Regions from separate parts of the Homo sapiens genome. Here region 1 is linked to region 2. A link is an interaction called in ENCODE POLR2A ChIA-PET data of the cell type or tissue named here. Cell type or tissue: PC-9. All regions are shown on one strand. Each heading gives the region's core, and the rest is flanking DNA. Links, peaks and the distances in the headings are about the cores only. Region 1 overlaps FRMD5 (FERM domain containing 5). Region 2 overlaps GOLM2 (golgi membrane protein 2).

Evidence for each region. Peaks named below come from ENCODE experiments on the same cell type or tissue, not always from the same donor. Only the 100,000 strongest peaks of a DNase experiment are listed, where the experiment ranks them.
Region 1: POLR2A ChIA-PET joins it to region 2 with 10 read pairs; 2 of 35 experiments call an interaction of 5 or more read pairs at or near these places.

What each region holds. Positions count from the first base shown.
Region 1 is chr15:44,093,611-44,107,096 of GRCh38, reverse strand. All of the region lies in intron 1 of FRMD5 (FERM domain containing 5), which reads left to right. Among named protein-coding and RNA genes, the nearest start is that of FRMD5, 95 kb to the left of the region's middle. In PC-9, for the core only: no CTCF peak of the experiment used is centred there; DNase peaks (open chromatin) are centred at 3,936, 4,286 and 4,936; H3K27ac peaks cover 2,790 bases.
Region 2 is chr15:44,297,522-44,313,909 of GRCh38, reverse strand. All of the region lies in intron 1 of GOLM2 (golgi membrane protein 2), which reads right to left. Among named protein-coding and RNA genes, the nearest start is that of GOLM2, 17 kb to the right of the region's middle. RefSeq lists a silencer at 13,145-13,439. In PC-9, for the core only: no CTCF peak of the experiment used is centred there; no DNase peak of the experiment used is centred there.

The DNA.
Region 1 (13,486 bases), core at 248-8,247, 200 kb after region 2:
CTGGGGCCCTGGGTGGTCCCTGACACCCTTTCAGAGAGTCCTTGGAGTCACAGATATTTTCAAAAAATGCTAAGGGTTATTTATTAACTTTTCTTTTCTTGAATTGATGCATATTTTAAAAATTTCTCAGTTTAAACATCTAAAATGGTAAAAATATACCATATATCATCCACATAAACAAAGCTCATTGATGTTCTCAGTCATTTTTAGCAGTGTAAAGGGGTCCTGAGACCAAAAAGTTTGAGAATGGCTAATGTATTTCATCAGCAAACTAAAAACATTTATTAAGCAGCTTTGTATTTTCAGTCCCAGTACTAGTTGTGTAGAATCGGTGGCAGAACTTTGCCTCACAGTTTAGAGGTGAAGACATACTTCTCAAAGGATAAGTACAGTTGGAGTCAGTAAGTGCAGAGATCTTACACACCACGGGAGTCCAGAGGGAAGTATACTTAACTTGTGATTATGTTACTGGTGATAGGGGAGGGGTCAGTGAGAGGCTGGAACCACATTTATTAAGCCTTCCTAGAGGAGGTGACCACTGAACCAATTATTTTAAAAATCAGAATGAGGCAGGTGAAGGATGGTTGTAGGAGGCCTTCTAGACGAAGCAGCAGGAGCAAAGACAGGGAAGCAAAGAGTGCAATATGTACAGGCAAACACAAGCAGGCCTCTGTTACTGCATGCAGGGTGGGTTTAAAGAGTAGTGGCAATGAGGCTGGAGATATGGCAGGGAACAGTTCTTAGAGAGTCAGTTTTAGCCTTTTAGGAGTTTAGACTCTATCCTTAAAGGGAAACCCCACATTTATTTATTTATTTATTTTTGAGCACATATGTGGTATTAGTTCGTCTTTCTATGCATGAAGAATTTGGCTTATTAAAATAATTTTAATTATTGGGTATCAGACCCATTTGTAAACAGAAAAATACAGTTAAGTGTTTTCTTAGGAAACAGAATGTAACCGTACTTTTTAAAACATCGTACAGCCATGGATTCAACCAACTGTGGATGGAAAATGTTTAGGAAAAAAACAAGAAAAAATAATAAAAAACCAATACAGTTAAACAACCATTTACATACATTTACATTGTATTAGGTATTATAAGTAACCCAGAAAGATAAAGTATATAGGAGGACGTGCTAGCTTATATGCAAATACTACTCTATTTTATATAAGGGACTTGAACATTTGGATTGTGGTATCTGTGGGGGTTCCTGGAACCAGTCCCCAAGGGGCAACTGTAGTGAGCTTAATAAGAAGAAATTGTGTGGTAAATACTCACCATCCATTTAGTTCTAATGGGCAGTAGTAATTATGGGTTTTCTTGTCGAAGCTAATGAAGGTAAAAAATAGGTCCATTTTTTTAAAGACTAAGTTGAGAACTAATAGAGCTAAAAGCAGTACAGGCATGAAAGGAAAAATGACAAGCTACAAATAAATAGTAGTAAAGTGAACTCTAAACCTTTAAATTCTCAACTCAGTATAAATGACAAAACATGTTACCAAATCTGCATCATTTTTATTGCCACCATTTAAATCTAACTGATGGTTTCCTACAACTAGCACACTAAAAAAAATGAAGAACAGAAATGTATTTCCCACAGTCTGGGAAGTTCAAGATCAGTAAGTTAGCGCCTTGGTCACTCTGCTTCTAGGATGGCACCTTGAATAGCACAGGTGTTTTAAAGAAATTTTGCCTTCCACACCTTTGAAATAATTTGAGCTGGGCACAGTGGCTCACACTTGTAATCTCAGCACTTTGGGAGGCTGAGGCAGGTGTATTACTTGAGCCCATGAGTTAGACACCAGCCTAGGCAACATGGCAAAACCCTGTTTCTACAAAAAATACAAAAATTAGCTGGGCGAGGTGTTGCGCGCTTGTGGTCCCAGCTACTCAAGAGGCTGAGGTGAGAAGATCACTTGAGCCTGGGACATCGAGGCTGCAGTGAGTTGTAACTGTGCCACTGCACTCCAGCCTGGGTGAGACCCTGTCTCAAAAAAAAAAAAAAAAGAAAAGAATTTGAGTGATATAGGCTCTTTACTACCATGTATGGTACTACTATGAAAGTTTTATCAGCATTATTCATGATAGCCAAAAAGTGGAAGTAACCCAAATATCTGTCAGCTGAGAAATGAATAAATAAAGTGTGGTATATCCATATAATGCAATATTGCCAATAAAAAGAAATATATGTTTTCTACATGGATGAGCCTCGAAAACGTTATGTTAAATGAAAGAAACCAATCGAGAAGACTACATATTGTATGATTCCAGTTACAGTCATGTGTCATTACTTAACAACAGGGTATGTTCTGAGAATAGGGTGATTTTGTTGTGTGAACATCATAGAGTGTACACAACCCTAGATGGCATAGCCTACTATATATACTACCCAGGTTATGTGGTATAGCCTATTGCTCTTAGGCTACAAACCTGTATAGCATGTTACTGTACTGAATACTATAGGCAGTTGGGACACAATGGTAAGTATTTGGGTATCTAAACATAAAAAAGTACAGTAAAACATCAAACATCTTTAACGTATGAAACATTAAAAATGGTACACCTATATGGGACACTTACCATGAATAGAGCTTGCAGGACTAGAAGTTGCTCTGGATGAATCAGTGAGTGAGTGGTGAATGAATATGAAGGTCTCAGACATTGATGTACACTACTATGGATTTAATAAACACTGTACACTTAAGCTACACTAAATTTATGTAAAAATTTTTTTCTTCAATAACAAATTAAGCTCAGCTTACTGTAACTTCATGAACTTTTAGAATATTTATACTTTTTGATTCTTTTATAATAACACCTAGCTTAAAATATAAACACATTGCACAGTTGTACAAAAACATTTAAAAATATTCTATAAGCTTTTCGCTATTTAAAATTTATTTTTACTTTTTAAACTTTGTTAAAAACTAAGGCAAACACACATTAACCTGGGCGTACACAAGGTCAGGATCATCATTATCACTGTCTTCAATCTCCATATCTTGTCCCACTGGAAGGTCTTCAGGGGAAATAACACACATGGTTAATGATAAAAAGTATAGTATAATAATACATAAAACAGTAATAGTCATTGCTATTATCAAGTGTTATTTACTGTACATAATTATATGTGCTATGCTTTTATATGACTGGCATTGCAGTAGGTTTGTTTACACCAGCATCATCACAAACATATGAGTAACGCATTACATTATGATGGCTATGACACCACTAGGCAATAAGAATTTTCAGCTTCCTTTTAGTCTTATGGGACCACTGTCATATATGAGATCCATTGTTGACCAAAATGTTGTATGAGCTGCATAACTGCATAGGCAAATCCATGGAGACAGAAAGTAGATTAATGGTTTTCCAAGACTGGGGAAGAAGGAAGTTGGGAAATGGGGAATGATTGCTTGCTAATGGATATGGGAGGATTTCTTTTTGGGGTGATGAAAATGTTCTAAAGTTGATTATGGCAAAGGTCGCACAACCTTATGTATGTACCAAAACCCACTGAATTATACACTTTAAATAGATGAATTGTATGGCATATGAGTTATCCCTCTATAAAGCTGTTTGATCTATCTGTATTTCAACAGTTAGAGTGATAACTTGAATATTGAAAACTTTGAAAATACATGTTGTGAGGGAAGGTAAAACGCCAAAGACTACATTTTACCAGTATATGTCTAATCAAAACTATTCCATAAAACTCCTTCCTAATTTGAATAGAATGATTTTTTCCTTTGAAGGTAAAAATCCTCTATATCTTTTACCATTTTATTAATATTTAATTCCTTCTTCCTTCTTTCTGGAGAAACTTTGGATTCTGACAGAGCTCCTTCTATACTGACCTGACAAGTTCTCAGAGACTGGTACTGTTGCAGCTAATGAGTCAAGTGGACACTCATGCTGGCTGTGTTCCCAAGACTATTCTTACATTAGGGCAAATGGCATGAGGACAATGCATCCAATGTATCAGGCACAAAGAGGTTTTTCTTCCTAATTGACCATGTGTGTCCTCCTTTCTTTGAATAATAGGAGGAAAATCTCCCTACCATGACTTTTGGAATTCCTTCCTTTCCCTCTCCTAGTACCCAAGGTTATGAGTGTAGGCAAGGCTTTTGTTCCAAAGCTGTCATCTCCTTTTATCAATTTCCCCTTTTCATTCCTTTTAGGTCTCCAAGCCTCAGAGCAGAAGGCTGTGACTAGTGAGCCTTTCTGATTTGTTTACTCATTCAGGCACACACAGTGAACAGCTGGGAGTCCAGCCAGTTTTGTTATACTGTTGCTTGTCTAAGTGATTCCCAAGTGAGTCAGTGAGACCTTAGGTCCAACTCTGACCATCCATTTGGTTAGTGGTTTGGGTAGGCTGTGGACTGGGAGGCTTTTTGAACTCTTACATGGTAGCTTTTGAGCCCTTACCCTTTTGTTCTGCAGGCAGAATGAAAGTCTGCTTGGGAACTCCTGAAAAGCCTCCCATCTTCAAACAAACACTATATTTAATTCCAAGCTAGGACAATTTCTTTCTTTCCTTTTCCTATGGAAGAGTAGTCTGTTTGTGAGATCTTCATTTCCATACCCTGATTTCTCCACAGCCCTGTTTCAATTAGCTTTTATTTCCATTGATTTGTCAGATCCGTTTACCAGAAGTACATTCTTAGATTGAGGACCTCCTTCATGCCAAAACCTTCTGTCCTCTTTTGACTTAACTTTATGTGATAATATTCCTGACAACTCCTTCCTTCTCAGAACTCAATCTTTCCTTGAGTGGAACTCAACTGATGCTTGTTGGATTTGACTATATTTTTCACACTGTAGCATCCAGGCTTACTTCTTACCTTTCAGCTGATTCATCTTTGTTTCTTGCATTGAACTACACATTCCTCACATTCTCTAATCAGAGTATTCTCTGAAGGTTCTACATGCCAGTGCATGATCAACTGCATCTGGTTTGTATTTAGACCTTGTGGTCCAGGGGAGTGGATATGTCCAAGAGGTTAAAGGTATGCAAAGAATGGATAATGGTGCCAAGTGGACTGCTTCTGCCATTGAGTGTGATACGGCAGTCACCATAAGAATAAATTACATGGCTTTCAACTAGTCAATAGTCCAAAGCTTTTCAACCCTGCAATACCTTAAGCCAGAGTTTCTAGACTTTGGTAGCGGTTTAAAATAGATTTCTGGAACACCTCCAAATCTGTGATTTAAACTGTCTTAAAGTTGGGCCCAGGAATCTGTGTTTTTGAAAAGCACCCAGGTGTTTCTGATAGAGTTGGTTCAGGCATCATTCTCAGAGGAAACAATGTCATAACCACCTTTCCTTTAGTAACAGGCTCCATCCCTAGAGATTTAGAAAGAACTAAGAGTAATCTGCAAAATATAGTAAAAGTTGCCTAGGACCTGGAATGTATCTACTTGTGAAGTAACAACAGTACTCATCATCTTATGTTTGTTCATCCTCACCTTGGGAACAAGTACATTCATTGTCATTTATAGAAAAGATCCAAAAGAAGCAGGCTTACCAGCTTTCATGATAAGTCTATTTTCACCTTCATAGGAGTTTCAGAATCATCTGTAAGAGGCCTGGAATCCAGAGGCACCCAAGGGAATTAGCAACAAGAAATACATAGTAAGTAGGTTAGTTAATGAGGCTATGGAGTTAGTATTGTTTTACAGTGTTTAAGATACTCTACTATGCCTACATTTTGGGAAAGATGTGTATCTTGTGACATTTGTACTTGATTTGGTTTGATTTCATACCCTGCCTGCTATCCACAAGCTTGCTTTATATTCTTTCTGGGGGAAAGCCCCTCAGAATCATGTGAATAGCTGCCAGGCCACAAAGCTGACTTCTCCACCCTGGCATCACAGAGTGGGAAAGACTAGTTTATTTCCTTCTTTTCTTTTTTCTTTTCTGTTTGTTTGTTGTTTTTTTTTTTGAGATGGAGTATCACTTGGTTGCCCAGGCTGGAGTGCAGTGGCGCGATCTCGGCTCACTGCAACCTCCGCCTCCTGAGTTCAAGGGATTCTCCTGCGTCAGCCTCCCGAGTAGCTGGGACTACAGGCGTGCACCATCACACCCGGCTAATTTTTGTATTTTTAGTAGGGACAGGGTTTTACCATGTTGGCCAGGATGGTCTCGATCTCTTGACCTCGTGATCCACCTGCCTCGGCCTCCCAAAGTGCTGGGATTACAGGCGTGAGCCACTGTGCCTGGCCCCAAGACTAGTTTATTTCTAGCTGCAGGAACTAGTTCCCTTGTTTAGGCCATTTAGTCTAATGAATAAAAAGAATTCAGAAAAACCGGGTTTCTTTCCATACAGCAACTTCTTTGGGAGGTAAAGAAAAAGAATCTTAGTCTCAGAAGTCAAGCTATCTGTGGTTCACATCTGCCTTGGGAGATAGCACCTCCTTGCACTGTGTCTCATTGATGGTTGTCACTTTCTGTTGTTACAAGAGAGCTTGGGTCCCATGTGAGGTCACTAATATTAATAATGTAGAAGTGGTTTTTAGTTCAGAGGAGCAGCTTGTCAACAGCTTGTATTTTTAAATATTGTACTAGGAGGAAGTATACTGTATTCATAGGGTATGTGCTTCTTTATTAGTAATCTTAATGCATTTATGAGCAGTTTGACATACACTAATTATTTATAGTGCTGTGGATTCCATTTGCTGCTAGGTGACAATGTGGAGAGTTGGGATGCAAAACTGTGATTAAGAAGCTATTAGTTGGCCTGGCACGATGGCTCATGCCTGTAATCCCAGCACTTCGGGAGGCCAAGGCGGGTGGATCACCTGAGGTCAGGAGCTCAAGACCAGCCTGGACAACATGGTGAAACCCCCTCTCTACTTAAAAAAAAAAAAAATTTAGCCGGGTGTGGTGGCACATGCCTGTAGTCCCAGCTACTTGAGAGGCTGAGACAGGAGAATCACTTGAACCCGGGAGGTGGAAGCTGCAGTGAGTCGAGATCATGCCACCACACTCCAGCCTGGGCAAGACAAGACCGAAACTCCATCTTAAAAAAAAAAAAAAAAAAAAAGAGAAGAAGAAGCTATTAGATACAGTCAGGATGACTGGATTTCAGCTTTTGTGTGGCTAGACTCAGAGTGTAGGGGGGCTTTCAGAGTGCTTGTTAAATGCTCTGGGTTAAATCAGAAAGAAGGAAAGCTAGCAAAAATTGCTTAATCAGAATAGTTCGGTTGAACTCATACAAGCTTATCTTTTTAGATGTTGTGGAATTCTTTGCAACTCTATAATTAATTCCAGATTGTTCAGATGTATTTCTAGTGCCAGAGATAGTGTTGTGGCTGCCTCCATAGCAAGCCTAAAAGTACCCCAGAGCTGGCCTCTTTATGGTACTTGCAAGTAGAGGATAAAAGATGTATCTTTTTGTATCTTGGATACTGGTGGCCCTTGGCAACAAACAATCTCCATCTCTCTTGAGGGAGTCAGGATGCCAAGCAAATTTTGAGGAACAGATAATAGAATAATGATATGAATCAAAATAGGGGCCAAGAATCCCAAATTCACTTCTTCCTTCCATTCTCCAGAACCCATGATTGCAGTTTCCACATTTTTTTTTCAGTTTTAACAGTCTCCTTTTTCATAATCATATGATGGGAATTCATGTGTGTCAAAGAGATTACTTGGACATTACCACCTCCAAGAGAGGTCATGGTAGATTGTCTTACTGTTGAAAATGTGGTCCATGGATCAGCAGAAGCAGCAGCAGCATTACCTGGGAGTTTGTTAGGATTTCATAATCTCAGGCCCCACTCTAGACCTACTGAATCAGAATCTGTATTTTAACAAGATCCTCAGGTGGTTTGCATGCATGTTAAAGTTTGAGGAGCATTGGTAGAGGGAACTGTGGCTATTTATTTTATTGGTCATGTGCATACTAATTTCCCGACCTCTCTTGATTATTAAAATGACTGTGAACTTACTAGAACTACAACATATTGATGTGAGGGAGGTGTTTATATGTGAAGGTGATTGGCTTCCATGCAGAAACCATGTAACACCCAGCCTGAACAGTTTCTGATGAGGTTGCCCTTAACCTAGGAAACTGAAAGATAATGTTGTCGTGTTTTTGATATATGACTGCTGTCCTGCTCAACTTTATAAACATGTCCAGGAGGTGGGGAGCAGTTTGCTACTCTTCATTTGCAAATCAATTATCTTTATATAAGTAGCAAATAGTCTATTTTAAAAGCTCAAAAGATAATTTTTAAATGAGAATTTGCTTTGCATGAAGTGTGTAGATGTTGGAAAAAGGTGACTTTGTCTAATTATTCTAATATATGAAGTTTAAAGGAATTAAGAGAATGTAAAAAATGGAGGCAGTAAAACGTAGAGTCTTCTTTAAGTCACAACTGTGACAGGGTCTCTTCAAGAGGCATCAGAAGTGACAAATGACCATTGGTGAGGAAATGGTACATTTGCAGTTTGGGTTCATAGTTTTCTAACTCTGTGGATAAAGAAAGACTCAAGGCTCTGACAGAAACTAAGTCATAGATTGCTTTTCTGCTTATGTCTCTCTCTCTCTTTTTTTTTTTTTTTTGAGACAGAGTCTTGCTGTGTCGCCAGGCTGGAGTGCAGTGGCATGATCTCGGCTCACTGCAACCTCTGCCTCCTGAGTTCAAGTGATTCTCCTGCCTCAGCCTCCCAAGTAGCTGGGACTACAGGCATGCACCACCACACCCAGCTAATATTTGTATTTTTAGTAGAGATAGGGTTTCACCATGTTGGTTAGGATGGTCTCGATCTCTTGACCTCGTGATCTGCCCGCCTTGGCCTCCCAAAGTGCTAGGATTACAGGCGTGAGCCACTGCACCCGGCCTTGTATCCCTTTTAGTAGAGAGTATGCTTCCTGTTCATTGAAGAGTCAGGTGACAGAGAGTAACATAATCATTGAAGCTTGGACTTTTTATTTAGTTTTTTGTTGTTGTTGTTTAGTTTTTTTTTTTTTGTTTTGTCACTCTGAACTTTTGGGAGCATGGCATTACTTTCTGGCTGCTTTAGGCATTTGGCTCTTGCTGATGCACATAACACAGGGTCAGGCCAGGTTCATGCTGCTGCAGGTCCTTTCTCCCAGACTTTAAGAAGATGACATTTTACATTAGGATGCAGTAAACATGTCATTCAAAGGCCATTCTGCAGCTCCTGGAGCACAAAGACTTGCTGAGTTTGCCATGATTGCATGCAAATTTTTGAAAAGTCAAATGCATGTATAAAACAGTTTGTCAGGCTGCTATTGGAGGAAAACAAGAACAAGTTGAAATCAATTGTTTGGGAAGAACATTTTGGCATGGTTTCTCTGAAGTTGAGTAAACATAATTTGTCCTATGTACCCATCTGGGCACACAGTAGCAGTCCTTCTGCCCACGGAAGGAGTTTGCACACATTAGACAAATTACTAGTCTGAATCTCCAAGACACAGATAGACGGTTCTGTGTGTGTATATATTTGTGTTTATACACTGTAACATATTATTCTATATACAGTGTTAAAGGCAGAGCCCTCCCCGAGGTACACTGCTTTCTTCAGAGCTTCCCTATAGTCTGCTCTGGTAGCACCTCCTACTTCTTTTAAGGTTAGTACAGGAGCCCCTCTTCTTGTCTGGTTGACCTGGACACTTTCATAGCCATGTCATTCTAAGGGTTCAGGTCTGACCCAGATAAGCCCTAAGGCCCAGACTGCTTGTCTGAAGTCTCCCAAGAGCACAGTTTTGCAGAGGCAAAGTGAGGCTTTGCTAAAGGCACTTCAGAATTTTTCTACAAAGCTTGCTGTTCCTACAGGTGAGGGTAGCTGTTTTTTTCTCCCCTTAGGTTTACTTTACTCTCACTCATCAACTCTGGCAAAGTGGATTTAACCATCAGATGTATTCTTTATTTCAGAGAACAAAGTGGTTTTGTTGGACTTCTTGTTCTCTCACTAGCTTTTGTGAAGGAAAAAAATCCTGCATGTTCCATACTAAAATGATAGCATTATAATTTTGCATCATTACATTATTTAACTGTTATCAGTAAATCTATGAATAAACTCTTCGAGACATCCATTCTCTACTTGTGTTTGTTGATTCATTATCATGCTTTTTGTACTTTCCAAAGCAGACCCCACATTTTTTGTATGAAGCATCAATAAGGGTGAGATATGGCAAGGGTCACTCACCATCATCCCTGCTTATCACTGTCTCCTTTCTTGCTCCTGACATTTTTCAGTGAGTAGTACCCCTGTGTGACAGCTGGAATACAGAGTGGTGACTGCACATTGACCTTAAGAACACATTTGTGGTTGTGAAATGGGCTGGGTCAAGGACTGCCCTCCTGCAAATTCCCTTCTACAAAATTTATTTTAAAGATACACACTACTAGGCTGGGTGTGGTGACCTCACTTACAAAGTGCTGTAATCCCAGCACTTTGGGAAGCTGAGGCGGGTGGATCGCTTGAGGTCAGGAGTAAAAGACCAGCCTGGCCAACACGGTGAAACCTCGTCTCTATTAAAAATACAAAAATTAGCTGAGTGTGGTGGCTCATGCCTATAGTTCCAGCTACCCAGGAGGCTGAGGTAGGAGAATTACTTGAACCCAGGAGGCGGAGGTTGCAGTGAACCAAGATCACACCATTGTACTCCAGCCTGGGCAACAGAGCAAGACTCTGTCTAAAAAAAAAAAAAAAAAAGATACACCGTACTAGATTGATCCTTCAGTAATACACTGTAGCATTTGTTTTAGGTTGTTAAATGAGTGGGCTTATGCTACTACGATTGCTTTAGTGTTTATATAGCATAAGTGTGGCATTTGTGATTAAATGGATCACCCTGAGTTGGAATGATGGACATAATTTAATTTACTCTTTTTTTTTTTTTTTTTTTTTTTGAGATGGAGTTTCTCTCATGTTGCTTAGGCTGGAGTGCAATGGCGTGATATTGGCTCACCACAACCTCTGCCTCCTGGGTTCAAGCGATTCTCCTGCCTCAGCCTCCCGAATATCTTGGATTACAGGCATGCACCACCACGCCCAGCTAATTTTGTATTTTTAGGAGAGATGGGGTTTCTCCATGTTGGTCAAGCTGGTCTCAATCTCCCGACCTCAAGTGATCCACCCACCTCAGCCTCCCAAAGTATTGGGATTATAGGCGTGAGCCGCCGCACCCGGCCAGTTTACTCTTATGTAGTAAGAGTAGGTCAGCCTTCCTGGAGTCTGTTAAGGATGGAAGTGGGCTTTCAAGGCCAGGCCATATCCAGTCAGGCATGCCTTTGAGTGCAGCATACAGTTGGAAGGACTAGGGCAAGAATGGGGAGAAGGTATAGGAGCAGTTCCTTTATCTTAGTGGGTTTCCAGTTGGCCATGCCAGGAGGGAATAAAGTAACTGAACTCTGGAAAAGCTACAGAATCCTGCTGCAGGGGGTACATTTGAGGAGAAGCCAGAACATTAAATGAAGGTAAGAAAATGCAAGAAAGAAGAAGCAGCACAGGTGAATCAGAGCTCCTTCAGCAACATCTGACAGGGGCTCTCTTTTGGGCATGAAGCTCAGGGTTCATTTTTAAAGTCATGCTAAACAGAAACTGTGAATTCAAGCCAGGCGTGTTGGCTCACACCTGTAATCCCATTACTTTGGGAGGCCAAGGTGGGAGGATTGCTGTAACCCAGGAGTTTGAGACCACCCTGGGTAACATAGTGAGACTCTAACTCTACAAAAAATTTTTAAAAATTAGCCAAGTGTCGTGGTGCATGTCTGTGGTCCCAGCTACTCGGGAAACTGAGGCAGGAGGCTCTCTTGAGCCCAGGAGATTGAGGGTGCAGTGAACCACAGTTGTACCACTGCACTGCAGCCTGGGCAACAGAGCAAGACCCTGACTCAAAAAAAAAAAAAAGAAAGAAATTGTGAATCCCCTGGAGGTGCTTGTTAGATGAATGGAGTCCAAGTCCTGTCTCATAGAGATTCTGATCAGGTCTCAGATGGACTCGTGGAATCTGTATGTTTTCAAATGCTCTAGATGAGTCTTATGCTTGGGTAATTTTGAGAAATACTCTGCTGCTAGATTATATTAATCCTGTTGGGTGGGACTCTATGTCGGCTGGCTCCCTAGGGGTCCAGTGAGTAATGCATCGTGAATCACTGGATCATGGTCATGTTATATCCATGGATATAATAATTTTGTCAAAGCTTTCTAGAGAGGCCATTTCAATGTGTCCCTCAATGAATTTTCCTAAAACTATCTATCAGCACAATTGAAATTTGTGGATGAACTTGGTCTGATTAAAGAGATGAAAAATGGCTTTTGAACTAATTGCCCCTTTATCTCCCAAAGTGTCTTTCAGAATATTGATATTCATATATCAGTAGCTCAGAGTGAATATTAGCTGCAAAATAAAACAGGAATCATAGGCTTTGGGTTTACATTATGACACAAAACTTTTAAGTGTGTGACCTAAAATAATTTGTGCTACAATCAAAAGAAAATGTTAAATAAAATGGAAAATAAAACTCTTAGATTTCTGTACACTGGTGATGAATAACTTGAGCATGGTAGGAGCTTGATAAATACTAGAGGAATTCCAACACACTGTTTAGTGGGAGTTTGGTGGCTCAATAAAACGTTTATGTCCTAGTTAGGACTAATGGGTTGTAGGTGTCTGAGAAGAACTCGAGCTAGCCTTAGCAGAAAGAGGGGTTTATTATAAGGATGTAGAGGTTGCCAGACCTAAGAATGGGAGCAGCTGGGCCTCAGAGAGAGACTGGAATTAGGGGACAAATGGAAAGCCAGCCCGGACCTAGGAGGTGCCCATGCTCCCTCTCCCTCTGCTTTTGTTTGCATATCTGCCTCTTATCTATATACAGACAAGATTTCTTTGTTCCACAGTCTACTTGGTAGAAAAATCACCAAGCTGCAGTACCTGAGTAACTCATGAAGACACTGCCTTGATTTGTTGTCATGATTTCAATTCCAAACTCTCAGGAGAAGAAATCTGACTGGCCTGGCTTGAGTCAGTTTGTATCCTGGGTTCATGGTAAGCACATATGCCAGAGTCCATATGTTTCTGGAGATATGGAATGCAATGTGGAGGTATGGTCTTTGAGAAAGAGGGTTCTTGCAAGCTGATTCATTCACCCCAAAAATGCAAGTATTATGATATATAATGGTGAAGACTTTTATTATTTTTTTTTTCAGTGGGGCTGGGTTGTATTGCTCCATTAAGATATTAGGGGCCGGGCGTGGTGGATCACGCCTGTAATCCCAGCACTTTGGGAGGCCGAGACAGGCGGATCACAACATTAGGAGATCGAGACCATCCTGGCTAACATGGTGAAACCCCGTCTCTACTAAAAATACAAAAAATTAGCCGGGCATGGTGGAGGGCACCTGTAGTCCCAGCTACTCTGGAGGCTGAGGCAGGAGAATGGCGTGAACCCGGGAGATGGAGCTTGCAGTGAGCTGAGACGGCGCCACTGCACTCCAGCCTGGGCG
Region 2 (16,388 bases), core at 3,608-11,607:
TGGCTATAATGAACAGCACAAAGTTTTTTTTCATTCACTCATTCATCTTATTAAGAAATTTTATTTTATTGTGGTGCTTATTCATTATTTATTCAATCAGTCATTTATAAAGCACTTAGTGAGTACCCACTATGTGCTAGACCTAGGGATACAAAGGATTTGATCTTGGTCTGTTAAGAAGAATCACAAAGAATTACTATAAAGTTTACTTATTTAGTCAGTCAGCCAGTCACAAAGAAACATTTATTGAACACCTGCTAAGTGAAAGACACTGTGTAAAGCCTAAAGATACAGCAATATATAAGAAACAAGAGAGAAGTCTGGATAAAGGATACAGATTTGGAGTCATTAGCACATAAAGTGTAACAAGTTTTATAAGTGAGTATGATGACGTAGTAAGAGAGTAGAATGAGAAGATTACAGACACAAAACTATGAACTATAACATTTAATAATGAATACAGGTGAAGTCAGCAAAGGAGACTAAGAAGTAAACTGAGAGATAAGAAGCCAAGAACATAGAATGCTGGGGAAAAGATGCTGAGATTATCAGGAGTAGGAGGAGAAAATGCAGATGAAAGCAGAAAATGCAGAGATAAAATGTCTTTTCAAGAAATTTTCCTGGAAAGGGGAAGTAAGACAAATATTTTTTATTTTTGATATGGAGTTTCACTCTGTAGCCCAGGCTGGAGTGCAGTGAGTGGCACAATTTTGGCTCACTGCAGCCTCCACCTACTGGGTTCAAGCAATTCTCCTGCCTCAGCCTCCCAAGTAGCTGGGATTACAGGTGCCCACCACCACACCAGGCTAATTTTTGTATTTTTTTTTTTTTGAGATGGAGTCTTGCTCCGTCGCCCAGGCTGGAGTGCAATGGCATGATCTCAGCTCACTACAACCTCCGCCTCCTGAGTTCAAATGATTCTCCTGTCTCGGCCTCCCAAGTAGCTGGGATTACAGGAGCACGCCACCACGCCCAGCTAATTTTTTGTATTTTAGTAGAGATGGGGTTTCACCATGTTGGCCAAGATGGTCTCTATCTGCTGACCTCGTGATCCGCCTGCCTCGGCCTCCCAAAGTGCTGGGATTACAGGCGTGAGCCACCGCACCCAGCCATTGTTGTATTTTTTAGTAGAGACGGGGTTTCACCAGGTTGGCCAGGCTGGTCTCGAACTCCTGACCTCAAGTGATCTGCCTGCTTTGGCCTCCCAAAGTGCTGGGATTATAGGCATGAGCCACCGCGCCAGGCCAGACAACTATTTTTTAAATGCTGAGGAGCAAGCATAGACTGAGAGGGTGAATATAAGAGGAGGACTGGATTACTAATTCTACAAAGTCTTTGAAAAGATGGAAGACATTGGATCCAGAGAACAGGTAGAGAGGCTGGCCCTGGAGAATGGATGAACCTTCTTTTATTTTAACAAAGAGGAAAGACAGATGGGTACAGATGTAGGTATTCCTACAGATTTGGTAGTTAAAGTTTTATCAGTCCAATTCTTGGTCAAGCAGGAGACAAGATCACCTACTAAGCTTGAGAAAGGAGAAAAAAAGTTTAAATGGGCCTAAGGAGGGCAAAGATCTGAAAGCTGTTGGAAAGGGTGTGTTGCCTGGAGAAATATAATATGTAACGTGTTACTGAAAACCCAGTTGAGTTTGCTGATCATAAATTCCTGCAAATCTGGTTATATGATTTTCTGCAGCTGTGCTTGAAATTGGCATGTAAAAGAGAGGGTAATGGCAAGAAACTAAATTGAAACAAAATCTCAGCTGGATAGGGAGGAAAGTAAAGAATACATAGGGCTGCTAGAAAGGAAGAGGTAATAGATTAGAGGTCCAGATAAAGTTGGAGAACAATTATGGTTTATTCAGCGGTTTTAATCTCTTTCTTGTTACATTCTCCCAAGAACATGCAAGTTTGAAGTTCACAAACTTTAAATTTCAAGGATTTGAAATCCTATGTTAACGACTTGGCATGGTGGCTCAAACCTGTAATCCCAGCACTTTGGGAGACCGAGGCAGGTGGATCACCTGAGGTCAGGAGTTCGAGATCTCTCTGGCCAACATGGTGAAACCCCATCTATACTAAAAATACAAAAATTAGCCAGGCATGGTGGTGGGCACCTGTAATCCCAGCTACTTGGGAGGCTGAGGCAGGAGAATCGCTTGAACCCGGGAGGCAGAGGTTGCAGTGAGCCAAGATCGTGCCATTGCACTCCAGCCTGGGTGACAGGGAGAGACTCCATCACACACACACACACACAAAAGCAATCCTATATTAGGTTTATGTTAGAATGAATTAATAATCAAGACTTTTGATAGTTCATTAACATTGGCAAATATTTCTAGTTCTCATCCCAGGCCCTTCGAAGGACTGTCTCTCCCCACTCCTTTGAAGGTATGTGTTTTTTACCACATACACACTTACCACAATAATAAAAAAAAAAAGAAAAGCAATCTTTTTCAGACATCATGTCCTGAATTTCATTTGAAAAATACAGGCACTATGCCATTAATTCACATTAAAGTTATGGTGCCTGGAATGCCTCTTTAATTGGAGGCATTTCCCCAACATTTTTGGGGAAAAATGTTTTTCCTCTTAGGGAGGGGAACCATTTAGGGAAGTAAAACCTGTTAAGAAACTTTCCCCACTAAGCTCTAAAATAGTTTTCTCTTTTTCAGTTAAGGTAAGAAATACCACATGTAGCATCAAGGCAGTGGCATAATCTATAAGAATGGGTCATTTATAAGTAGAACATGTATAAGTATAAAACTACCTTGCAGGATTTGGTATGGAAAGTTTATATCCATATTCTTTAGTCATATGTTCTTTTAAGAACTTTTCCAGGTATGTATGTATGTTTGTTTTTTGCTTGTTCGTTTTGTTGTTGTTGTTGTTTGAAATGAAGTCTCACTCTGTCGCCCAGGCTGGAGTGAAGTGGCACAATCTCGGCTCACTGCAACCTCCGCCTCCCGGGTTCAAGCGATTCTCCTGCCTCAGCCTCCCGAATAAGTGGGATTACAGGTGTGTGCCACCATGCCCAGCTAATTTTTGTATTTTTAGTAGATATGGGGTTTCACCACGTTGGTCAGGCTGGTCTCAAATTCCTGACCTCGTGATCCGCCCGCCTTGGCCTCCCAAAGGGCTGGGATTACAGGCGTGAGCCACTGTGCCTGGCCTATGTATTTTTTAATTGACTGATTGATTGATTGAGACAGGGTCTTGTACTGTCATCCAGGCTGGAGTACAGTGGCACAATCATAGCTCACTGCAGCCTCAAATTCCTGGGATCAAAGGAGTTTGATCCCAACTCCTGGGATCCTACCTCAATCTCTCAGGTAGCTGGGATTATAGGTGTGCATCACCACACCTGGCTATCTGAATATGTATGTGTGTGTGTGTGTGTGTGTGTGGGTGTGTGTGTGTATATATATATATATATATACATATATATATATATAGAGAGAGAGAGAGAGAAAGAGAGACTCTCACTATGTTGCCCAAGCTGGTCTCGAACTCCTAATCTCAGAGAGATTCCCGCCTTGGCCTCCCAGCCTTTCCAAGTCTTTTTAGTTGGTTCTCTTGTGAGTACCCTTTCATCCCTTGGTGATTTTAATTGCTCTTCTCTGGATAATTCTTAAACTTGCATCATGTAATTAATGCTGCACAAAGTAAATTAAGACTGTGACTATGCAGAAACCCAATAGCATAGTGCTTAAAAGAAGGGGCTCTGGCTGGGTGCAGCAGCTCACGCCCGTAATCCCAGTACTTTGGGAGGCCACGGCAAGCAGATCGCTTGAGGTCAGGAGTTTCAGACCAGCTTGGCCAACATTGCAAAACCCAGTCTCTACAAAAAATACAAAAATTAGCCAGGCATGGTGGCATTTGCCTGTAGTTCCAGCTACTCAGGAGGCTGAGGCATGAGAATCACTTGAACCCAGGAGGCGGAGGTTGCAGTGAGCCAAGATCATGCCACTGCACTCCAGCCTGGGCAACAGAGTGAAACTCCGTATCAAAAAAAAAACCAAAAGCTGGTGAGGGGGTGGGGCCTCTAAAATTAGATTGCCTGAGTCTGAATTCTGAATTCACTACTTGTTAGCTCTATTTCCTTGGACATACTGTTTACCTTCTCTGTTTCAGTTCTTTTATCTATAAAATGAGAAAATATTATCTGACTCATAGCATTGTCAAAAAGTTTATGCCAGAGATAAAGTGTTAACAACACTGGCTGGCACATGGTAAGGGCTTAATAAACATTAGCTATTACTATGTAAAGGAGTAGAATGTCTTCTTTACTATTTCTACAAAGTCCCACTGCTAAATTTGACTGGCTTAAAAACAACACAAAAGAAAAAAAAGTCTTTAGCTTTTAGCCTTTTTAGCTAAAACAATAAATTGGGAATCTCATAGAATTTTTTTATTTTATTTACTTTTTTCTCAATTACTTTTTTATTAAGGGATATTTGACAATTAAAGATTGTATATATTTAAGGTACACAATTTGATGATTTGATATGCTTATATACATTGATCTCCAGAACTTACTCATCTTGCATAACTGAAACTATGTACCCCTTGACCAACATCCCATTTGCCCCTTCCCCTAGTCCCTGGTAGCCTTCCTTTAAATATATGCTCAGAAGTGGGATTGCCAGATCATAATATAGTTCTATTTTTAACTTCTGAGGAAACTACATACTGTTTTCCATATGGCTATTTACATTCCCACCAACAATGTTCAAGGGTTCCCCTTTCTCCACATCCTCACCAACATTTGTTATCTTTCACCTTTCTGACAATAATCATTCTAGCAGGTGTGAGATAGTATCTCACTGTAGTTTTGATTTGCATTTCCCTGATGATTAATAATGTTGAACATTTTTCCATATGACTGTACCTGTTGGCCACTTGTATGTCTTCTTTCAAGAAATGTCTATTCCAGTCCTTTGCCCATTTTTAAAACAGGTTGTTCATTGTTATTACATTGTATAAGTTCCTTATATATTTTGGATATTAACCCTTATCAGATATATGATTTCCAAATATCTTCTCCTACTCTGTAGGTACCTTTTGACTCTGTTGATAGTTTTCTTTTGCTGTACAGGAGCTTTTCAATTTGATGTAATCCCATTTGTCAATTTTTAGTTTTGTTGCCTGTGCTTTTGGTGCACACACCTGCAGTCCCGGCTATTCAGGAGTCTGAGGTGGGAGAATCGCTTGAGGTGGGTCAAAGCTGCAGTGAGCCACAGTCATGCCACTGTACCCAGCCTAGGTGACAGAAAGAGACCTTGTCTCTAAAAAAAAAAGTTAAATATAGAATATGGCCCAGCATTTCCACTGCTAGACATAAAAGAAGTGAAACCAGGGACTCAAACAGATACTTGTACACCACCGTTTATAGAGGCATTACTCACAATAACTGAAAGAGGGGAAGAACTCAAGTGTTCATCAACAGATGAATGAAAAGCAAAACATGGTATATACACATAATAAAATATTATCAGCCATAAAGAGGAATGAAGTTCTGATACATGCTACAACATAAATGAATCTTGAAAACATTATGCTAGGTGAAATAAGCCAGATAAAAAAGGACAAATATTGTATAATCCTCCTATATGAGGTATCTAGAATAGACAAATTCATAGACACAGAAACTAGAATAGAGGTTACCACAGGCTGGAGGGAAGGGCAATGGGAATTACTGCTTAATGGGTAGAGGTTTTGTTTGGTTTGGGATCGTGAAAAAGTTCTAGAAATAGATGGTAGTAATCATGGTTACACAACATTGTGAATGTACTTAATGCCACTAAATTATACACTTAAAATGGTAAAAATAGTAAATTTTGTTATAGATGTTTTACCACAATAAAATAGTAATAACAATAATCATCATTATTCTGGCCCCAAATAGCTTTAACTCAGACATAATTTCCCCTACTTCTCAATACCATGTACCTTATATTACACTCTCCTATTCTACTGCTTGACCTTCTGTGAAGGTACAACATACTTTCCAGCTTTCCTGGCCTCATTTATGTTCCTCCTGTCCTTATCCCTTTCTCATTTTGTTAAATTACTAAAGATCACCTTTTCAGTGAATTATTTCGCTCTTGACTTCCTGAGGAAGTTAATCAGTTATTCCTCTGTATTCTCAAACCCCTTTGTAAGCAGCTTTACTATAGCATTTAATCATGCATTATGGATTATTTTTCTATGTGTGCCTCCCTCACTTCTTCAAAGAACGGGAATCTTACTATCTTTCTATCCCTATCACATACCACATGGTATTCAACTTTCCCAAATAAATGACTTATGCATATAATAAACTTTGAACAATCATAAAGCACTATATCAATAAATGGTTTTATTTCATTCTGCCCATTGAGAATTAGTATCATGTGGGCTGAACACGGTGGCTCACGCCTGTAATCCCAGTACTTTGGGAGGCCAAGGTGGGCGGATCACGAGGTCAGGAGATAGAGACCATCCTGGCTAACACTGTGAAACCCCATCTCTACTAAAAATACAGAAAATTAGCCAGGCGTGGTGGTAGGCTCCTGTAGTCCCAGCTATTCGGGAGGCTGAGGCAGGAGAATGGCGTGAACCTGGGAGGCAGAGCTTACAGTGAGCGGAGATCGTACCACTGCACTTCAGCCTGGGCCACAGAGCCAGACTCTGTCTCAAAAAAAAAAAAAAAAAAGAATTAGTATCATGTTAGTTTCCAGCTTATGAGACAAGTCCCTGATGATAAGCAGTATAACTTGGATACAGGCATACCTTGTCTTATTGTACCTTGCTTTATGCGTTTCTTATAACCCTGCATCGAGCAAATGTATTGGCACAATTTTTCCAATAACATGTGCTCACTTCATGTCCCTATGTCACATTTTGATAATTCTCAAAATATTTCAAAATTTTCTTTATTACATCTGTCATGGTGATCTGTGATCTGTGACCTTCAATATTATTATAATTGGGGGCACCACAAACTGCACTCATAGAGGACAGTGAGTTTAATCAATAAATGTTGTGTGTGTAAATAGAATAAACAACTTTATAGAAACAGAAAGTAGAATAGAGGTTGCCAAGGGTTGGGGAGACGATAACGGGAGTTACCATGGAATAACCATTCCCCCATCTCTCTTCCTCTCCTCAGGCTTCCCTATTTCCTGAGACAAAACGATACTACAATGACCTCTAAGTGTTCAAGTAAAAGAGTTGTATGTCTCTCACTTTAAATCAAAAGCTAAACATAATTAAGCTTAGTGAAAAGGGCACGTCAAGAACATAGACAGGCCAAAAGCTAGGCCTCTTGTGCCAAACAGCCAAATTGTGAATGCAAAGGAAAAATTCTTTAAGGAAATTCAAAGTGTTACTTTAGTGAACACATGAATAACGAGAAGGCAAAACAGCCTTACTGTTGCTGATATGGAGAAAGTTTCCATGGTCCAGATAGGTCAAACTAACCACAATATTCCCTTAAACCAAAGCCTAATCCAGAGCAAGGACTTAACTCTCTTCAATTCTATGAAGGGTGAAGGGTAAAGAAGCTGTACAAGAAAAGTCGGAAGCCAGCAGAGGTTGGTTCATGAAGTTTAAAAAAAAAAAGCAATCTCCATAACATAAAGGTGCAAGGGGAAGTGGCAAGTGCTGATGAAAAAGCTGCAGCAAGTTATCCAGAAAATCTAGCTAAGATCACTGAAGGTGGCTACACTAAACAACACATTTTCCATGTAAATGAAACAGCCTTCTATTGGAAGAAGATGCCATCTAGAACTTTCATAGCTGCAGAGAAGTCAATATCTGGTTTCAAAGCTTCAAAGGACAGGCTGATTCTCCTGTTAGGGACAGCTGGTGACTTTAAGTGGAAGCCAACGCTCACTTACCATTCCTAAAATCCTAGCTTTTAAGAATTGTGCTAAATCTGTTTTATCTGCGCTCTATAAATGGAACAACAAAGCCTGTATGATAGCACATCTGTTTACAGCATGGTTTACTGAATATTTTCAGTTCACTGTTGAGATATACTACTTAAAAAAAAGATTCCTTTCAAAATACTAGTGCTCACTGACAATGTCCCTGGTCACCCAAGATCTCTGATGAAGATTTACAAGGACATTAATCTTTTCATGTCTGCTAACAGCAACCCATGGAGCAAGGAGTAATTTCTACTTTCAAATCTTATTATTTAACAAATACCTTTCATAAGGCTATACCTACCATGATGTAATTCCTCTGATGGATCTGGGCAAAATAAATTGAAAGTCTTCTAGAAAGAATTCACCAATCTAGATGCCATTAAGAACATTTGTAGAGGCTGGGTGCAGTGGCTCACGTCTATAATCTCAGCACTTTGAGAGACAGAGGCGGGTGGACACTTGGGCTCAGGAGTTCAAGACGGGCCTGGGCAACATGGGGAGACCCTGTCTCTACTAAAAATAGAAAAATTAGCCAGGTGTAGAGGCCCATACCTGTGGTCCCAGCTACTCGGAGGCTGAAGTGGGAGGATCACTTGAGCTCAGGGGGTAGAGGTTGTAGTGAGCCGAGATCGCACCACTGCACTCCAGCCTAAGTGACAGATCAAGACTCTGTCTCAAAAAAAAAATTATAATAATTTGTGGCTGGGCACAGTGGCCATTAATTCCATCACTTTGGGAGGCCAAGGCAGGCAAATTGCTTGGGCCTAGGATTTTGAGACCAGCCTGGATAACATGGCAAAACTCCACCTCTACAAAAAATACAAAATTAGCCAGGTATGGTGGCATGTGCCTGTAGTCCCAGCTACTCGGAAGGCTGAGATAGGAGGATCACCTGAGTCCAGGGAGGTCAAGGCTGCAGTGAGCCATGAATTGTGCCACTGTACTCCAGCCTGGGCAACAGAGACTGTGCCTCAAAAAAAAGAACATTTGTGATTCATAGAAGAAGGCTAAAATATTAACAGGAACATGAGTTTGGAATAAGTTGATTCCAACTCTCATGAATGATTTTGAGGGGATTCAAGACTTCAGTGGAGGAAGTAACTGCAGATGTGGTACAAATAGCAAGAGACCTAGAATTAGGCTAGGCACGGTGGCTTATGCCTGTAATCCCAGTACTTTGGGAAGCCAGGGCAGGAGGATCACTTGAGTATGGGAGTTTGAAACCAGCCTGGGCAACATAGCAAGACCCTGGTCTACAAACCATTTTTTAAAAATTAGCCAGGAGTGATGGCTCAGGCCTGTGGCCCAGCTACTCAGGAGGCTGAGGTGGGAGAATTGCTTGACCCCAGGAGGTTGAGGCTACAGTGAGCTGTGATTGCACCACTGCATTCAGCCTAAGTGACTGAGTAAGAGAGAAAGAGAGAGAACTAGAAATAGAAGTAGAGCCTGGAGGGCTGGGAGCGATGGCTTATGCCTGTAGTCCCAGCACTTTGGGAGGCTGAGGAGGGCAGATCACTTGAGGTCAGGAGTTTGAGACCAGCCTGGCCAACCTGGTGAAACCCTGTCTCTACTAAAAGTACAAAAATTAGCCAGGTGTGGTGGTGGGCGCCTGTAATCCCAGCTACTCAGGAGGCTGAGACAAGAGAATTGCTTGAACCTGTGAGGCGGAGGCTGCAGTGAGCCGAGATCATGCCATTGCACTCCAGCCTTGACACAAGAGTGAAACTCTGTCTCAAAAAAAAAAAAAAAAAAAAAAAAAAAAAGAAGTGGAGCCTGAAGACGTGACTGAATTACTGCAATCTCATGATAAAACTTGAATAGGCCAGGCATGGTGGTTTATGCCTGTAATCCCAGGACTTTGGGAGGTTGAGGTGGGAGGATTACTTGAGGCCAGGAGTTCAAGACCAGCCCTGGGGAACATAGCAAGACCACATCTCTACAAAATTTTAAAATTAGCCAGGTGTGGCCAGGCACCGTGGTTCACACCTGTAATCCTAGCACTTTGGAAGGCCGAGTCAGGCGGATCACTTAAGGTCAGGAGTTTGAGACCTACTTGGCCAACAAAACCCTGTCTCTACTGAAATACAAAAATCAGCCAGGCCTGGTGGTGCATGTCTGTAATCCCAGCTACTCAGGAGGCTAAGGCACGAGAATTGCTTGAACCTGGGAGGTGGAAGTTGCGTTGAGCTGAGATCACACCACTGCACTCCAGCCTGGTGACAGGGCGAGACTCTGTCTCAAAAAAAAAAAAAAAAAAAAAATTAGCCAGGTGTGATGGCACAAGTTTGTAGTCCTAGCTGCTCCAGATGCTGAGGCAGGAGGATTGCTTGAGTCCAGAAGGTCAAGGCTGCAGTGAGCCATGATCATGCCACTGCAGTTTAGCCTGGGTGACAGAATGAGACCCTGTCACCAAAAAAAACAAACAAAAATCCAAGCTATGCTTATAACTCAAACTTTTTTTCATTATATCCCCATGAAGCTAATCCCAAGGTTTTGTTCTCTTCACTTAAACACTAAATTGAATCAGAAAAATATTTTTGAGTTTCTAAATGAATAAAATATTATTCTAGATCTACTATAACACGTTTCAAATAAAAGATATATTCTATGTATACTAGAAAGATGAGTTGACAAGCAGTAGTTTTACATCTGAATATTTTAGTTATGTCTTCCAGAAAAGGTAGTGCAATCAGATATGTGGATAATATCTGTGGTAGCCCTAGTACATATTTATGCACCCGTTGGTTCAAGAAGCAATACAAATTGCTAAATCAATCATCAAATATTTACTGAGTCCAGACATAGGGAATAGTATGAAATATTAAGTGTTAGATTTATACTAGATTTAGACTATTTATTTATTTATTTATTTATTTATTTATTTATTTATTGAGATGGAGTATTGCTCTGTCGCCCAGGCTAGAGTGCAGTGGCGCGATCTCCACTCACTGCAACCTCTGCCTCCCAGGTTCAATTGATTCTCCTGCCTCAGCCTCCCAAGTAGCTGGGACTACAGGCGTCCGCCACTACGCCCGGCTAATTTTTGTATTTTTAGTAGAGACGGGGTTTCACCATGTTGGCCAGGATGGTGTTGACCTCTGGACCTCGTGATACGCCCACCTCAGCTTCCTAAAGCGCTGGGATTACAGGTGTAAGCCACTGCGCCCAGCCTAGACTATATTTTTATAGTCAAGAAATTCACAGGCTGGATATGGTGGCTCATGCTTGTAATCCCAACACTTTGGGAGGCCAAGGCCGGCAGATCACTTAAGTCCTGGAGTTCAAGACCAGCCTGGGCAACACAATGAAACCCCATCTCTACAAAAAAAATAAAAATTAGCTGGGTGTGGTACTGTGCACCTGTAGTCCCAGCTACCTGGGAGGCTGAGGCAGGAAGCTCGATTGAATCTAGGAGGTGGAGGTTGCAGTGAGCTGAGATGGTGACACTGCACTATAGCCTGGGCAACAGAGTGAGACCCCATCTCAAAAAAAATAGGAAAGAAAGAAAATTCACAATATATCATTGGAAGACAAGAAAAAAACTAGAACCACTAGGCGTGGTGGCTCATGCCTATAATCCCAGCACTTTGGGAGGCCGAGGTGAACAGATCACTTGAGGCCAGGAGTTTGAGACCAGCCTCGTCAACATGGCAAAACCCTGTCTTTACTAAAAATACAAAAATTAGCTGGGTGTGGTGGCATGTGCATGTAGTCCCAGCTACTTGGGAGGCTGAGGCAGGAGAATCGCTTGAACCCATGAGACAGAGGTTGCAGTGAGCCAAGATCGTGACACTGCACTCCAGCCTGGGCAACAGAGTAAGACTCCATCTCAAAAAAAAAAAAAAAATTAAATGTAAAAAAGAGAGTCAATCAATGGCTTCCTATTGCCCTTAACATGACTCACAAATCTTTTCACAATCTGAATCCAGTCTTGTAGTGCAACATCAAATATTATCACACTCATTCTAGCTCCCTCATTCCACATGGTGAACTTTTTTTTTTGAGATAGGATCTCACTCTGTTGCCCAGCCTGGAGTACAGTGGTGCCATGACCTTGGCTCCTAAGTTTTTTTTTTTTTTTGAGAGAGGGTCTCCCTCTGTAGCCCAGGATGGAGTGCACTTGGCATGATCTTGGCTCACTGCAACCTCTGCCTCCTGGATTCAAGTAATTCTCCTGCCTCAACCTCCCGAGTAAATGGGATTATAGGCATGTGGCACCATACCCGGCTGATATCCTGTGCTTTAAAATATGCAATAAAATAAAATATGCAACATTCTACATCTGGAACCCTCTTTTCATCTCTCCTGAGCCTCTTATCTCAAACCTCTCACTCAATCTTTGCCTCATTAAATCCTGATCTTTTTTTTAGGACTCAACTAAAACTCTCAAGAATGTCATCCCTAAGCCTCTAAAATAGGTTAGGTCTTCCCCTCATAGCCCCTGCTCAAGGGTAAGTTCCATAGTCAATGTATACCATATCTGTCTTGTTCACTCATTCACTATGTGATATGCATGCAGCATAGTAACTGATCCAAAATAGAAACTTGAACATATTTGTTCAATAAAGAAATTAAAATGGGGTTAAAGATGGAAGCACAGCATATGTAAACATTGAGTGGGAAAATGATAGGATAACCAAGATAAATGGGTATTATTAAAGCTAAAGGGAAGAAGTTTCAAAAAGGAGAGAAAGGAGAGATCATCAGTATAAAATGCTATAGAGAGTCAAGTTTAAGAGTGAAAATGTAGCCAGGCATGGTGGCTCATGCCTGTAATCCCAGCACTTTGAGATGCTGAGGCGGGAGGATCACTTGAGGCCAGGAGTCTGAGGCTGCAGTGAGCTATGAGAGGCCTTTGTTAATCATCAAATGAGAAAAAATGTTCCCCTAAGTTGAACTTAAATTGGATATAGAAAATTGAAATTGTAAAAGGAAAGCAAATCATTTTATATTAAATAGAAAAAGCTTCGTGGATGTAAGTTTTGAAGTCATCCTCAGGGAAAAAGTGTAGTTTGGAAAAGAGAAAGAATCAGACATTAAAAGCATCTGAGCAAAAGCTCTGTGGCAACATTGTTCAAAAGAGGAACTACCTGGCCAGAAACAGTGTAAGAAAATTAGATAAAGTTAATTAAGAACAAGAAAGAGAGCCTTGAAGCACTGTGAGAAACTGAAATTACTGCATGCCCAGTCTGTCCCTAGAAAAAAGCCTGGACTTTGAATTCAAGGAAACTTTAACTCTCTTTTGAGGAAGAGGCTAACATGGGGAACTTTAAGGTCTTCAACCAAAAATTGTAAGGACTAGTTCCTCCTGTTTAATGAGGTCATAAGTCAAAAGGTACTCCCTGTCACTTCAGGAGACAGATGTTACATGCCACACTATAAGAACTGTTTGTTTGCCTCTATGGAGTAAGTAAAAGGGAGCTCCTTGAATGTCCTTTTACCTTTTTTCTGCACAACTAAATCCTAGTCATCATTTTTCAAAAAGCAGCTTGTTTTATGATCTTCATGGAACCTCCTGAGATTACTCAGTCCTTTATCAGGAGAGTAAGAAAAAACAGAGAAATACAAAAATAAGAAAGGGAGACAAAGAAAAGTGAAAACTTGTTTCAAAGATCATTTTAGTGTATAGCACAGTAAGTGCCCAATATATTTAATAAATTTTTGTCAACTGAATTAATATACTTGGGTTTCAATAGAATAATACAAGACTAAACTTCTTCCTTCCTTCCTCCCTCCCTTCTTCCTTTCTTTTCTTTCTTCCCTCTCCCTCTCCCTCTTTCTTCCTCTTTCTCTCCTTCCCTCCTTCCTTCCCTCCCTTCCTTCCTTCCTTCTCTTTCCTCCTCCCCTCCCCTCCTCTCCTCTCTTCTTTTCTTTTTTCCTTTTCTTTCTTTTTTTGAGACAGGGTCTTGCTCTGTTGTCAGGCTAGGGCACAGTGGCACAATCATAGCTCCCTGCAGCTTCAAACTCCTGGGCTCAAGTGATCCTCCAGCTTAAACCTCCCAAGCAATTAAGACTATGGGCATGTGTCACCATGCCCAGCTTTTTTTTTTTTTTTTTTTTTTTTTTTGCTATGTTGCCCAGGCTAGCCTCAACCTCCTGGCCTCACATGATCCTCCTGCCTCAGCCACCCAAAGTGCTGGGATTATAGGCATGAGCCACTACACCTAGCCCCAAATTTCTTCAAGATTAGCTATACCAATGCACCCATGAAAGAAAGGAACCAATATTATTAAATGTCAAGCTTTGTATGGGACAGGCCTCTAAATATTTTACTTCATGAATCCTCTTCATTTTATGAGTGAAGAAACAGGCTTAAGGAGAGGTAACATAATGGTAGAATTATAAACTCAAGTCTGTTTGACTCCAAAAACCCTTGTTCTTTCCAGTGAACCATACTGCCACACAGTATATATTATATAAGAGTAGTTATCTAGTCAATTTGGGAGGCCGAGGCGGGCGGATCACCTGAGGTCAGGAGTTCAAGACCAGCCTGGCCAATATGGTGAAACACTGTCTCTATCAAAAATGCAAAATTTAGCTGGGTGTGGTGGTGCGTGCCTGTAATCCCAGCTACTCGGAAGGAAGAAGCAGGAGAACCACTTGAACTCGGGAGGTGGAGGTTGCAGTGAGCTGAGATCGCGCCACTGCACTCCAGCCTGGGCGACAGAGCGAGACTCTGTCTCAAAAAAAAAAAACAAAAACAATTATCTAGTCAAAAAATCAAATTAACTTTTAAGTATGCATTTGTGTATTTGTTTCCTAGGCTGATATAACAAAGTGCCACAAACTGAATAGCATAAAGCAGAAATGTATTGTCTCACAGTGCTAGAGGATGGTTTCAGAGGCTAGAAGTCCAAAATCAAGGTGTTGGCAAAGCCCTGTTCCCACTGGAGCCTCTAGGGGGAGGCTCCTGGCTTCTGGCTTCTGGTAGCCCTGGGCATTCCTTGGTTTGTGGAAACATAACTCCAATCTCTGCCTTTATCTGCCATGCGGTCTCTGCAATGTGTCTGTGTGTCTCTGTGTATTCATGCACCTGGTGTTCTCCCTAATTCTATTTTTTTTTCTTATAAGGATACCAGTTATAATGGAATAGGGGCCACCCTAATCCAGTATGACCTCATTTTAACTTGATTACATCTGCAAAGACCCTATTCCCAAACTAAGATAACATTCACAGGTGATTTAGACTTCAATATATCCTTTTAGGGGATACAAATCAACCTCGTACATTTTGTAACAGCACTAAGAACAATTTTTCCCGCAGGAAAAAATTTAAAACATAGTCCTTCCTCAAGGAACTTAAAATTTCGTTGAGAAAACGAAGTTCACAAACAATAAGCTATTAGTAAAAAATGAACAAAATAAGTTAATGAAGCTCAAACAATAAATGTAAATGGTGTATAAAGAAGGAAAAGCATGGCTGGGAGCAGTGGCTCACACCTGTAATCCCAGCACTTTGGGAGGCCCAGGTGGGTGGATCACCTGAGGTTAGGAGTTCGAGACCAGCCTGGCCAATGTGGTAAAACCCCATCTTTACTAAAAATACAAAAAAAAAAAAAAAAATTAGCCGGCCATGGTGGTGGGTGCCTATAATCCCAGCTACTTGGGAGGCTGAGGCTAGAGAATCACTTGAACCTGGGAGGCGGAGGTTGCAGTAAGCTGAGATCGCGCCATTGCACTCCAACCTGGGCGACAAGAGCAAAACTCCATCTCAAAAAAAAAAAAAAAGAAAAAGAAAAGAAGGAAAAGCATATTCCAGGTCAGAAGTCCCAGGGGGCTTCATAGTGGACATGGATCAGAAGCTGGATAAAAGATTGGTAGAATAGGCCAGGTGTGGTGGCTCATGCCTGTAATCCCAGCACTTTGGGAGGTCAAGGTGGACGGTTCACAAGGTCAGGAGTTCGAGACCAGCTTGGCCAACATGGTGAAACCCCATCTCTATTAAAAATACAAAAAAATTTAGCCAGGCCTGGTGGTGCGTGCCTGTAATCCCAGCTACTCAGGAGGCTGAGGCAGGAGAGTCGCTTAAACCCGGGAGGCGGAGGTTGCAATGAGCCAAGATTGCGTCACTGTACTGCAGCCTGGGCAACAGAGCAAGACTCCATCTCAAAAAAAAAAAAAAAAAAGGCCAGGTGCGGTGGCTCACACCTGTAATCCCAACACTTTGGGAGGCCAAGGCGGGTGGATCATGAGGTCAGGAGATCAAGATGGAGACCATCCTGACTAACATGGTGAAACCCCTTCTCTACTCAAAATACAAAAAATTTAGCTGGGCCTGGTGGCGGGTGCCTGTAGTCCTAGCTACTCAGGAGGCTGAGGCAGGAGAATGGTGTGAACCCGGGAGGCGGAGCTTGCAGTGAGCCAAGATCACACCACTGCACTCCAGCCTGGGCGACAGAGCAAGACTCTGCCTCAATTAAAAAAAAAAAAACAAAAAAAAATTGGTATAATAAATATACAGAAAAGAGGCAA